Regions from separate parts of the Homo sapiens genome. Here region 2 is linked to region 1. Evidence: read pairs that join two places in POLR2A ChIA-PET (ENCODE). Cell type or tissue: PC-9. All regions are shown on one strand.

Region 1 (4,000 bases):
GCCAGTGGGGATGGGTCCAGCACAGCCGTAGTCGGTAGGAGGGATCCGCGGTGTCCTTTCCGGGCACGTGAGTCCAGTCTCCCTGCTGTGAGGCCCCTGCTGCCACCAGGAGGTGCAGGAGTCCACCGTGGAGCATCCTGACGAGCGTGACCTGACCAGCAAGGGTGCCACGGCCAGCAAGGGCACCTGTAGAGCCAACTGAGGCTCTAGAAGGTTCCATGCTGTTCTGGAGGGAGGTTGCTAAGGGAAGGGCAGTTATCTGACGCTCCATCAGCATTGACAGGCAAAATCAGCACCCATGCCCAAGCACGAGAAAATGCTCAAAGTTAGAGCCTGCAGTCCTTTCTACGGCATCAGCCTGGCTGGGGCCACCCTGCTCCTAGGTGACCTCCCGCTGCATGCAGCCCACCACCAGGCAAGAGCCCCCTCTGGGCCAGTGTCTGTCGAGCCCTCCTCACGAGTCCACTGTGGGGTCCCTGGCCAGTCCACCTTCAGGCCCAGCACATCACTCACCCACCGCAGAAGTTCTATTTCTGTTTCATTTCGATGTCACCGCAGGGTCCTGCTGCTCTGAAAGGCTGTGCAGCTTGAGGGAACGTTCTCAGGTGAAGAGCGCCTTACCCCTTGCAGCCCATTGCCTAGTGCTGAGGGGGCTTCCTGGGGCTGGCAGGTGGGAGGAACGGGGCCTTGGGAGTGTCTTCTGCAGGGAGCGTACACCTTCTCTCATCACAAGCATTCAATACCCTGCATCTGTCTGTCACCTCATTCCCCAAACAGGTGTGGGGGGAGGGGCGTCACCCAGGTCACCTCGGCCCTCTGGATGCGTGACTTGATAATCCAACCTTGTTCGCAAAACAGAATTATAGTTCCAGGTGAGCTCAGCAATTGAAGCAGGGTCAGAGGATGCTTTCCATTTAATTTGCCAAAAAGCAGTTGTATTTAAGAATGTGGCCAGGGTGCGGTGGCTCATGCCTGTAATCCCAGCACCTTGGGAGGTAGAGGTGGGCAGATTGCTTGAGCCCAGGAGTTCAAGACCAGCCAGGGCAACGTGGCAAAACCCCATCTTTACAAAATTAAAAAAATTAGCCAGGCGTGGTAGTGCACACCTGTGGTCCCAGCAACTTGGGAGGCCGAGGTGGGAGGATGGCTTGAGCCCAGAAGGTGGAGTCTGCACCCTGCAGAGCCGTGATTGTGCCACTGCATTCCAGCCTGGGTGACAGAGTGAGACACTGTCCCAAAAAAAAAAAAAAAAAAAAAAAGAATGTGGTAATGGATGGATACTACTCTTTTCTTATCTTCTGCAGCTGGCAAAATTTTACTCAATGGCTTTTAAAGGACAATTTTGATCATTTTAGTGCTTTAATCCTATTCTGAGCAGCTAATTTTTAGATTCTCAAGGAAAACAGCATGTTTATATACAAGGATAATTAGGAAGAGGGGCCTTTGTTTTGGCGAATTTGCAGTTGGTTGGATTCAAACACCAGCCAGGATGCAGAGGCGCAGATGGAGTGAGCCCCCTAAGGTGTTCTTAGTTCACCGCCCAGCCCTCTGCCCTCAGCAATGTCGCTCCTCTGCCTTGGGACTCTGGACAGACTTCAACTCAGGGTTGGATTAGCAAGTCCTTGGACACAGTCTGGGAACGTGGATGAGGCCCACACTCCTTCCCCTGGGCAGGGGATCTGGGCTGCTCCACCAGACAGGAGAGATGGGGCTCGCTGCAAATAAGCTTTTCATGCTTGAAATATTCTACTTTGCTTTCCCGTTTCCCCTTCTATCTGCTGCCTTTGCCCTTCCGTCTGGAGGCAGTGAAAGTGGCCGGAGCACCCCCAGCCTCTCCGTGCTCTCTGACAGCAAGCCGCCCCCCTCCACCTACCAGCAGGCACCTCGCCACTTCCACGTCCCAGGTAGGCTCCGGGACACGCTGGCTGGGCTCCTTACACTGAAACTGTCCACACCGAAACTGGCCACACCCAAACTGTCAGCTTGCCTTGACTCAGCAGGCGCCAGACGACACTCCAGGCTCCTCCACTGCTCCCCAGGCACTGAGATTTCTTTAAAACCATCAGACGGGTTTTCACAACCCCAAACCGATGTGTGTTTGAGTTTCTTCCAAATTCCCACAAACGGCAGGGAGATACACCTGTCCTCCTGGGAATGGGGTGAAGGAAAAGGGCTGTCTGAGCTGGCTACACTTCCCGGGGGACCACAAGGTTCCTGGCTGCTGCCCCATCTCCTGCAGATGAGGGTGGCATCTGGAGTCAGGGAGGCTTGATCTGGGGCCTGGGTGTCTGTCGCTCGCTGGGTGCCAGTTCCTGCCTGATGATTCTAAATCTGGGTGAGTGCTTGTTGCTTACAAAAAGCTGTAGAACAGAAACCATCACAACTTGCTGCTTACCCTCCTGTTCTCTCCTTTTTTTTCTTTCTTCTTCCCCAGACACTGGCGTAAAAGATAACATCTATAGGAAACCCCCTATCTACAGACAGCATGGTACGGTTGGATTCCTCCCGCTGCTGTGGTTTGCCCCGCATGCCTGTCAATACCCATCTGCTTCTGAATGCATCCTTTTGTTGTGTTCTGATAAATGCAGTGAAGGCACCACCAAGGCCCTTAGCAGTCTGACTATTAAATGCAAATTCACTAGCAGCCTCCCGAGAGTCCTGTTCTGATAAATTACGATGAAGGGTATGTCTGAGTAAGGAACTTCTGTGCGTTACGACGCCGAGGCTAATGCACATCAGCCAGGGCTTGGGATGGGGGTTTATAGCCAAGAGCCTGGTGGTGGCGCCTTCAATTATGCAGCCAGAGAGACTTTAGCCAAGATGGTGAGGGACAGAGGCTCCTAGAACCACAATCTGATCCAGGCCCGATCTTTGGAATATAGAACAAACTTGAATCGGTCGTTTATTCCTCAGGGAGACTTTAGTCTTGAGTTTTGAGAATTTCTGATGATGGGATGGGTGACCTTGCCTTCCGTTACGGAGATTTCTTGCATAAGCAAATAGGAGCTGACGCCCAGCTCTGCTCCACGTGAACCTGCCTGGGAGGTGCGCAGGGAGCAGCTTGCGTGGGCCATGGAGCAGGAATCGGGGCCACATGGTCTCCCCTCTCTTTCCTCCTGGGATTTCTGGGTGATTGACAGCAGGTTGCTTCACCATCCTGAGCCTCGGTTTACTCATCTGCAAAACAGGACCGATCCCCTCCACCCCGCCCTTTCCACAGGCTGACCGTGGGAACTTCATGGGATATCGAATAGGGAAGTGCATTCTAAACTGTAAAGTGCTGTGCACATGATGGGAATTGTATCAAGTCACTAGCGATGGGAAAAGGCATTTCCATATTAAACGTTCTTGTCCAGATGTACCTAAAGCAAATAGCCACATCCCACATTGACAACTGGATGGACACTTTTAGATGGAATCTCATAAAAAGTGTGTTTCCTGTGACTTGCTGACAAATCAGTGATCAGGTTATACAAACTTTTAAAATACTTTCTCCATCATGGCAATAGGTCCTGTACTTTGTGCATTTTTTTCCTCTTTCCAAGAAGGAAAAAAGTGAATGAAATGTCTTGAGTTTCCAGAAATGATGGCTTCTACCATTGCCTTTCCACCAGAGAAGCGTAGAGCATGAACCTCCAAGAGGGATCAGAGCGGGATGGGCTAGATAGACTCTAGGGCCCTTAGAAATTGTCCAGACCAGTTCCCTTGGGTTACAAGTGGGGAAACTGAGGCCTGGCCAAAAGAAGGAGCAGCCACAGTAAGTGACTGGCTTTCCATCATGGCACCCAGCCTGAACAGCCTGCCTGGAGTGCTGTGTATTCTGTGCTGGTGGGGCTACAAGATTGGGATTGACTACCTTGGCCTTTTATTAACCCCCCATTTTGTCTCAGATTGGTGCCTTAAAATGTGTGATTAACATGTGCAGGACAGGAGGGGGTCTGCCCCTTAGAAAGGGGAAGAGAGCAAACCAGGTTATGAAATTGTTCATTGTCATCCAACA
Region 2 (4,000 bases), 67 kb before region 1:
CTGCGCCTGGCCACACAGGGGATTTAAGGGGCACCCGTGGTCTGACACTTCCACGGGCTTCTGCCTGAAAAGCACCTGGTTCTCTGGCCAGGCTCAGATGGGGAAGGAAAGTGGCCCGGTGGCTGCTGGGAGCTTGATGGCAGCAGGTGTCGAGGGCAGACATGGCAGCATTCTCAGGCTGTGCTTCTGGCCCTGTCTGCAGGTGGCCTGGCCTTAGCTTGCTAGATGCAGCTACTTGAGCCATCCCTCAGTTTCCAAAGACATCCCCGGACTGCAGGAGGATGGGCCAGCTCTCTGCGGTCCCTCACCTGGCCTCACTCCAGGCACTTGCTGCGGAGGCGGACTTTAAGGTGGTGCCAAAAAACTCAGTAGTCAAGTAAATGATATTTTAATGCGATACTTTAAAAAATTGAAATAAATGCAAAAAATCCATTTAGAGCAAAATGGCAGAATTTTAAATAAAGACAGGATCCGATTGTCCAGCATCTTCCTGTCTACGAGGTGTGCTTTTATAGACACTGCCCTCTTAGAGGCCCAGGTAGTTAAATCGTGGAACTTTGAAGCCAGACAGGTCTTGGTTTGATTCTGGTTCTGACTCGTATCCATGTGTCCTTGGAAAAGTTACATATCCTCTCTGAACTCCAGTTTCTCACCTATAGAGAAAACATGAAGCAAATACCAACTAGGTTGAATGGCGTGGGGTTACTCATGAGGCATGCCTATAGGGCACCTATCACAGTAGTGGGCCCTGGGCACACAGGAGATGCCCAGTGTACATAGCTGCTGTCCTTGCTGCTGAGCTGATATGAAGAAAGCATCCCATGTGACTGGGAAGGCAGGGTGGGCTGGAGGGGCCGGTGGCCCAGGCAGCCTGGCATGTTGCCATGTGCCAAGCACTGGGCTGGCCCTCAGCTGGTCCTCACCACCACCTTAGGTGCTATGATTCTGCCTGTTGGTACAGATGAGGAAACTGAGGCTCAGGTGTCGATGACTACCTGAGGTCCTATTGCGGGGACGCAGCAGTGCCTGGGTGGAGAGGCCCTGCATTTCCTCAGCCTGTGAGTGGTACCTTTGCAAGATCCTGGGGAGACATTGGCCCTGGTCTCCTGCACTGGGACAGGGCTCCCCCAGAGAGGAGCCAGAAGGTGGGCCTGGCTGGTAACGAGCTCTCTTGTTTCAGGCTGCCCTTCCCCCCCGGGGACCGAGTGACCTTCAACGGGAAGGAATGCATGTGCCAGAAGTGTTCCCTGCCCGTATCGGTGGGCAGCAGCGCGCACCTGTCCCAGGGCCTCCGAAGTAAGTGGGCGCTGAGTGGGGGCATGTTGAGTGGGGGCATGCTGAGTGGGGGGTGCTAAATGGGTGGGTATGCTGAGTTGGGGGGCGCTGAGTGGGGCGTACTGAGTGGGAGGTGCTGGGGGGCGCTGAGTGGGGGCGGTGCTGAGTATAGGGCATGCTAAGTGGGGGCTTGCTGGTTGTGGGGGGGGTGCTGAGTTGGGGGCTTGGTCTCTGCAGTGCCCAGGGACAGAGCCTGAGAAACGGGGACCCAGAGCAGCAGCAGCTGCAGTGAACGCTGTGAATAAATGTGAGGAGGCAGCCAGGGATGGAAGTTTCTGGGGCTCTCGTGCCGCCAAGTCTTTGCACTGGCTGTTTCCTCCACCCCATGTGCCACTCCTGCTTTCCCATCTAATGCCCACTGCTGCTTTCCCATCTAATGCCCACTGCTGCTTTCCCATCTAATGTCCACTGCTGCTTTCCCATCTAATGCCCACTGCTGCTTTCCCATCTAATGTCCACTGCTGCTTTTGCCCAGCTCTAGCATACCTCCTCCAGGAAGCCTTCCAGGTCTCCTTCAGGTCCTCTCCCTCTGGCATTCACTCCCCTCAGCTCCCCTCTGTTAATTCCAGGCCACCCGGGACCCCTTTGGGGGAACCTGTAGAGGAACACTGAGCTCCGGGCTCCCGCAGTCAGGGGCCCTTGGGTTCACTGCTCCACCTCCCAGGAGTTAGGCCAGGTGTGTATGCAGTGGGGGCTCAAGATGCTTCCTGAATTAGGAAGCAGGAGGTTGTTAGTGTGGAAAAAAAACAAATGCCAGCCGAAGTGTCAGGGGTTTGCAGGTGTGGGGCCAAGTATCAGCAAGGAGTGGGCAGCCAGGTGGCCTTTCCCAGCTGGGGTGGCTCTGCCGGATCATGAGATGGCACACAGGCTCTGGGAGGGAAGCCCAGCAAACCAGGCCCCGCCGCTGCCAGGCACCTGGTGCAGAAGCCCACTCTGAGCACCGTGGTCACTGGGGTGTCCCCAGACAGAGGAGGGGTTTCTCCTGATTTCTGGGGTCAACATCTTGCCCGCAATTAATTTCCTCTCCTGTGTCAAATGCCTCCTTTCTCCCCCACCTTGTCTGCTGCGTTGAGAGTCTCTACAGAGGCGATTCCACTTCCAGCCTCCCCGAGGTGCAGCACTGGCCCTGGGAGCTGGTTATAATTTGACTCTGTGAGCCAAAGCAAAGCCTTCATCCCTTGGGATGAAGTTCACAGCCCCACCGGGTCGGGAGGGCGCTGCTTCCGGGCTTGCTAGGAGAGTCCTCCATTCAAAAATTTCTCTCCAGCTGGGGCCTGGATTGACTGCTTTTTTTTTTTAATGTAAACGTGGTTTTATTTAATGCCTTTTATCTATCTTTGAGAATTTGGCTTCACAAACAGTAGTACTGTTATAATTAAATTCAGATAGTAATCAAAAGCTCTATGGCAAATTTTAAAAGGGGGAGATCAGTTTTGAACAGTTTGTCCACAGCTTCCTGGCAGCCAAATTAAAAAGGGAAACATGGGCTGGGTGTGGTGGCTCATGCCTGTAATCCCAGCACTTTGGGAGGCCGGGGCGGGTGGATCACCTGAGGCCAGGAGTCCGAGACCAGCCTGGACATGGTGAGGCCCTGTCTCTAATAAAAGTACAAAAATTAGCCTGGTGTGGTAGTGCCCACCTGTAGTCCCAGCTACTCAGGATGCCGAGGCAGGAGAATCGCTTGAACTTGGGAGGCAGAGATTGCAGTGAGCTGGGATTGCACCACTGCACTCCAGCCTGAGTGACAGAGTGAGAATGTCAAAAAAAAAAAAAAAAAAAAGTGGGAGGGGATGGAAATATGACCAACCACAGAATCACTGTCTGAGATTTTTTTTTTTTTTTTTTGAGGTTTTCAAAAATACCCTTGGCAGAAAGGCTGTGCCCTCTCCAAATGTAAATTTATTTTGAAATATCAAATTTGCATTTTCAAAGAACAAATGTTCCCCGGACCCCTAGATAACTAATAATGTAACCTGCCCCTTCCCCCAGCCTGTGGTGAGAATCCTGAGCTTAGAACCATTTCTGTGCCTAGAAAGCATTGAGCAGCAGTCCTGGTTCCTGCGTGGATGTCTGCAGTCTTCCCAGTCCAGCCTCCTTTAGTTTTCTCAGCAGCTGTGCCTGGAGGAGCTCTTCTGCAGGTGCAGGAGTGCCCTGTACCTGGCAGGGGTGGGTGTGCTGGGTGCTCTGTCCATCAGGGGGCGGAAGTGCCGAGGGGTGGGCCAAGGCCTTTCAACTCCAAAGCAAGTGAGCTCACCCCACTAGGACTAGAGGCTGTCCAAGGTGGCCTTGGTTCTGAAACTGGAGACGCAGGCTGAATTCCAGCAGGTGGGTCTGGAAGGGGGAGGATGCTACAGATGAGTACAAAGACTAAACACCTGTGAAATGTGCTGGGTGCACCCCCCAGACCCGCGTGAGTGGACGGGGCTGCAGCGTGGGCACCCCCAGACCCACGTGAGTGGACGGGGCTGCAGCGTGGGCACCCCCAGACCTGCGTGAGTGGACAGGGCTGCAGCGTGGGCACCCCCCAGACCCGCGTGAGTGGACGGGGCTGCAGCGTGGGCACCCCCAGAGCCATGTGAGTGGACGGGGCTGCAGCGTGGGCACCCCCAGAGCCGTGTGAGTGGACGGGACTGCAGCGTGGGCACCCCCAGACCCGTGTGAGTGG

What was found. ChIA-PET counts read pairs that join two places held together with the same protein. Peaks named below come from ENCODE experiments on the same cell type or tissue, not always from the same donor. Only the 100,000 strongest peaks of a DNase experiment are listed, where the experiment ranks them.
Region 2: POLR2A ChIA-PET joins it to region 1 with 5 read pairs; 2 of 35 experiments call an interaction of 5 or more read pairs at or near these places.

The regions. Positions count from the first base shown.
Region 1 is chr4:8,018,106-8,022,105 of GRCh38, reverse strand. It overlaps ABLIM2 (actin binding LIM protein family member 2), which reads left to right. Exons shown (of 21, transcript NM_001130083.2): 13 at 1,803-1,904; 14 at 2,435-2,488. Among named protein-coding and RNA genes, the nearest start is that of MIR95, 15 kb to the right of the region's middle. In PC-9, no CTCF peak of the experiment used is centred here; a DNase peak (open chromatin) is centred at 1,995.
Region 2 is chr4:8,085,465-8,089,464 of GRCh38, reverse strand. ABLIM2 (actin binding LIM protein family member 2) reads left to right here. Exons shown (of 21, transcript NM_001130083.2): 4 at 1,181-1,296. Among named protein-coding and RNA genes, the nearest start is that of ABLIM2, 71 kb to the left of the region's middle. RefSeq lists an enhancer at 3,304-4,000. In PC-9, no CTCF peak of the experiment used is centred here; no DNase peak of the experiment used is centred here.